2 separate regions of the Homo sapiens genome follow, and region 2 is linked to region 1. A link is an interaction called in ENCODE POLR2A ChIA-PET data of the cell type or tissue named here. Cell type or tissue: MCF 10A. All regions are shown on one strand. Region 1 overlaps CFAP251 (cilia and flagella associated protein 251). Region 2 overlaps MLXIP (MLX interacting protein).

Region 1 (2,500 bases):
TCCCGGACGGGGCGGCTGGCCGGGCGGGGGGGCTGACCCCCCCCACCTCCCTCCCGGACGGGGCGGCTGGCCGGGCGGGGGGCTGACCCCCCCACCTCCCTCCCGGACGGGGTGCTGGCCGGGCAGAGGGGCTCCTCACTTCTCAGACGGGGTGGTTGCCAGGCAGAGGGTCTCCTCACTTCTCAGACGGGGCGGCCGGGCAGAGACGCTCCTCACCTCCCAGACGGGGTCTCGGCCGGGCAGAGGCACTCCTCACATCCCAGATGGGGCGGCGGGGCAGAGGCGCTCCCCACATCTCAGACGATGGGCGGCCGGGCAGAGACGCTCCTCACTTCCTAGATGTGATGGCGGCTGGGAAGAGGCGCTCCTCACTTCCTAGATGGGATGGCGGCCGGGTGGAGACGCTCCTCACTTTCCAGACTGGGCAGCCAGGCAGAGGGGCTCCTCACATCCCCGACGATGGGCGGCCAGGCAGAGACACTCCTCACTTCCCAGACGGGGTGGCGGCCGGGCAGAGGCTGCAATCTCGGCACTTTGGGAGGCCAAGGCAGGCGGCTGGGAGGTGTAGGTTGTAGTGAGCCGAGATCACGCCACTGCACTCCAGCCTGGGCACCATTGAGCACTGAGTGAACGAGACTCCGTCTGCAATCCCGGCACCTCGGGAGGCCGAGGTTGGCGGATCACTCGCGGTTAGGGGCTGGAGACCGGCCCGGCCAACACAGCGAAACCCGGTCTCCACCAAAACCAGTCAGGCGTGGCGGCGCGTGCCTGCAATCGCAGGCACTCGGCAGGCTGAGGCAGGAGAATCAGGCAGGGAGGTTGCAGTGAGCCGAGATGGCAGCAGTACAGTCCAGCTTCGGCTCCGCATGAGAGGGAGACCGTGGGGAGAGGGAGAGGGAGAGGGAGACGGAGAGGGAGAGGGAGTGGGAGAGGGAGAGGGAGAGCTCTTGTGATTATATTTTTCTATGCACTTGCTAATTACAATACATGTAATCATAACATAAGATAAATTATAATTTGGCTGGGTGGGGTGGCTTACGCCTGTAATCCCAGCACTTTAGGAGGCTGGAGTGGGTAGATCGTTTTAGGAGCTTGAGACAGCCTGGGCTGTGAAATCCTGTCTCTACAAAAAAGACAACAAATTAGCTTGGCGTGGTGGCGCATGTGCCTGTAGTCCCAGCTACTTGGGAGGCTGAGATGGGAGGATCACCTGAGCCCGGGAGGTGGAGGCTGCACTGAGCCGTGATTGTGCCACTGCACTCCAGCCTGGGCAACAGGAGTGAGGAGTAAGACCCTGTCTGAAAAAGAAAAAAAAAAGAAATAATATATATAAATATATATAAATTACCAATGTAATATATGATTTAACTCAGTTCAGAACAGGAGACTAAGACGACAAAAGGAATTCATAAGGGCCTGAGTTACTCATACCCAGAGAGTTCCAAAGAGCTCAGCAAACATTCACAGCACAAACCACTCAGCATGTGATTCACCTCTTACTCTCTCTTCCCGTATGACTGATCAAGAATCACTACTCAACAAGCACGGAGTTGGCAGCTTCGGCATCACTGACATTTCCTTCCTGAGCCGACTTCGCAAGTGTTCGTTGAAAAGGCAGGTTCTGCTACTTGTCTGAACAAAGTTCATGCTTGGGAGAGGAACCTCGGAGCTGGAAATAGAACGCAGAGCTTGTTCTGAACGCCCCCGTGTGAAGATGGCTTGAGAGAAGCAGGAGTCCTAGCTGAGCGGCCCAGACGCACTGGTGGTTGTCAGTCAGCCTGGCCTTTGATTGGCATTCTCACGCCTGCTAAGGCGGGGCTTTATTCCATTCACCTGGAGAGCTTAAACAGTTCTGAGGCCCAGATCCTATTCCCTGAGAACCTGATTTTTTTTTTTAGATGATAGTCTCACTCTGTCGCCCAGGCAGGAGTCCAGTGGCGTGATCTCGGATCACAGCAACCTCCACCTCCTGAGTCCAACCAATTCTCCTGCCTCAGCCTCCCAAGTAGCTGGGACTACAGGCGCGCGCCACCACAGCTGGCTAATTTTTGTATTTTTAGTAGCAACAGGGTTCCTACTGTTGGCCAGGCTGGTCTCAAACTCTTGACTTCAAGTGATCTGCCTGCCTCGGCCTCCCAAATTGCTGGGATTACAGGAATGAGCCACCACAACCAGCTGAGATCCTGATTTAATTGGTCTGGGGACCAAATTTTTGGAAGCTTCTCATTCGAATGATTTGAATGCGTAGCCAAGCTTGAGAAACATGGCTGGAAGGCAAAGGCTCGCTGACATGTCAGGCTTCACAATGACCGGGAGGTCTTGTTCAAACAGACTGCTGGTCCCACCTGGGGGGTTTCTGAGTCTGGGATAGGGTCTGACCATTTGCATTTCTTGTAAGTCCCTAGGTCACGTGAAGTCAATCCTGTTGGTCTGGGGACCACACTTTGAATACTGCTGCTCTTAGACCACAGGGGTTCACGGAGGTGATACTGGTGCCAAA
Region 2 (2,500 bases), 120 kb before region 1:
CCCAGGCTGGAGTGCAGTGGCACGATCTTGGCTCACTGCAAGCTCTGCCTCCTGGGTTCAGGCCACTCTCCTGCCTCAGCCTCCTGAGTAGCTGGGACTACAGGCGCCCGCCACCACCACGTCCGGCTATTTTTTTATATATATATTTTTAGTAGAGATGGGGTTTCACCGTGTTAGCCAGGATGGTCTCGACCTCCTGACCTTGTGATCCGCCTGCCTTGGCCTCCCAAAGTGCTGGGATTACAGGCGTGAGCCACCACGCCCGGCCTGTACATACATTTTTAATGATTTCACTTTTTACATAACTCTGATTCATCTGGGGAGAAAATCAATTTAGTTCTTTACACAGCTCACAAAAACAAATTCCAACTAGTTATCTCATTGTCTCATCTTCCCACAATGACTTACGACACTTCTCTGAACATATGTTGCATCTTCACCTATACCAGGGCTTGTTCTGGGCCCTGCATCACCACTGACCTGTGTCCAATCCTGTGCTGCCATCACACTAATTTAATCACCACAACTCTGTGCTATACTTTACTATCTAAGTAAGGTTAGCACCCATCATCTTTTAAAACAATTTTAGAATTCTTGCCTACTATTCTTTCAAGTGAACTTTATGACCATGTTGACAAATCTCAAAATAAAACTATTCTAAAAGAAAAAAGAAAACTATTTTAATATGTTGATTGGGATTATGTTTAATAAATCAATTAATGTAGGCAGCACCCCACTTCAAATTGGGCCATCACCATACCAAATTAAGGAATGTTATTCTACTTACACTACTTAACCTACTTAAAAAGAGAAATCCAAAGCTATCTGGTTTGCTATAATTTGCTTCATGAACCTCCTTCACATTTCTGATCATATTTTTCTAACATTTCTAAATAATATAAAAAGGAAATTTAGAAAGAAAAAACAGCAAAACAAAACCAAATCACGCAGTTATACCACTCAAACACAAGCACTATCCTCATTTTATTGTGTTTGACATAGCCCCACCTAGCTGATATGGCAGCTGCCACCCTCACCCTGACCAAACGGCTAAGCCACAGGCAGCAGGGAAAGGTTTCCATTATATTCAGTACTAAGCATGACTGTCCCCAAAGAATACAGCTTTTCCCTAGCACCTTCATAAAAAGGTAATTCAGTTGGTAGTTGGTTTAAATATTCACCAAGGTAAAATGTTTATGTAAAGAATGAAAAACTCTACCCAATTGCAGACACCTGGCTTAAAGAGGCAATAAATCAAGGAACAGCATTCTCTAGCCAGAGTACACACCTGGAGTCAAGACTCTAGAAATTGGCTACCAGAGATGTAATAAAAACAGATCATACTTGCAAATGTTTCTAAGCACCTATGAAGACTGACAAAAAACAAATTTGATATTATCACCACTATTAGTCATTTCAAGGCACTGCCAGCTACACAGCCTACTTACAAGTCAAAGAAATCTGAAGCTGTCTGATGCATTTAAAAGGATAAGGTAACACTCGCCAGGTAGCCAAGACCTATAAATAGACTTTTTTTTTTTTTTTTTTGAGACAGAGTCTTGCTCTGTCACCCAGGCTGGAGGGCAGTGGCGCCATCTCGGCTCACTGCAAGCTCCGCCTCCTGGGTTCACGCCATTCTCCTGCCTCAGCCTCCTGAGTAGCTGGGACTACAGGCGCCCGCCACCACGCCCGGCTAATTTTTTGTATTTTTAGTAGAGACGGGGTTTCACCATGTTAGCCAGGATGGTCTCGATCTCCTGACCTCGTGATCCGCCCACCTTGGCCTCCCAAAGTGCTGGGATTACAGGCGTGAGCCACTGCGCCCAGCCCTTTTTTTATTTTTTTTTCTTTTGAAGAGCAGGATCTAGCTCTGTTGCCCAGGCTGGAGTGCAGTGGCATGATCATAGCTCACTGCAGCCTTGAACTACTGGGTTCATGTGATCCTCCCACCTCAGCCTCCCAAGAATTTGGGACTACAGGCATGCACCACCATGCCCAGCTAAATTTTAATTTTTTTGGTAAAGATAAGCGTCTCCCAGGCCAGGTGCAGTGGCTCACACCTGTAATCCCAGCACTTTAGGAGGCCGAAGCGGGTGGATCACCTGAGGTTGGGAGTTTGAGACCAGCCTGACCAACATGGAGAAACCCTGTCTCTACTAAAAATACAAAATTAGCCGGGCGTGGTGGCACATACCTGTAATCCCAGCTACTCACGAGGCTGAGGCAGGAGAATTGCTTGAGCCCAGGAGGCGGAGGTTGCAGTGACCCAAGACCGCGCCATTGCACTCCAGCCTGGGCAACAAGAGCAAAACTCTGTCTCAAAAAATAAAAAAAAGAGAGATAAGCATCTCCCCATGCTGCCCAGGCTGATCTCGAACTCCTGACCTCAAGCAATCCTCCTGCCTCGGCCTCCTAATGTGCTAAGATTACAGACGTGAGCCACCGTACCTGACCCTAAACCTAAATAGGCTTTAAATAGGTTTTTCCCTTTTTGAGACAA

The links. ChIA-PET counts read pairs that join two places held together with the same protein. Peaks named below come from ENCODE experiments on the same cell type or tissue, not always from the same donor. Only the 100,000 strongest peaks of a DNase experiment are listed, where the experiment ranks them.
Region 2: POLR2A ChIA-PET joins it to region 1 with 5 read pairs; 1 of 35 experiments calls an interaction of 5 or more read pairs at or near these places.

The regions. Positions count from the first base shown.
Region 1 is chr12:121,991,389-121,993,888 of GRCh38, reverse strand. The region is part of intron 19 of CFAP251 (cilia and flagella associated protein 251); the gene reads right to left. Among named protein-coding and RNA genes, the nearest start is that of BCL7A, 29 kb to the left of the region's middle. RefSeq lists an enhancer at 1,623-1,722. In MCF 10A, no CTCF peak of the experiment used is centred here; a DNase peak (open chromatin) is centred at 1,538.
Region 2 is chr12:122,110,125-122,112,624 of GRCh38, reverse strand. All of the region lies in intron 1 of MLXIP (MLX interacting protein), which reads right to left. Among named protein-coding and RNA genes, the nearest start is that of MLXIP, 33 kb to the right of the region's middle. RefSeq lists an enhancer at 209-503. In MCF 10A, no CTCF peak of the experiment used is centred here; a DNase peak (open chromatin) is centred at 1,454.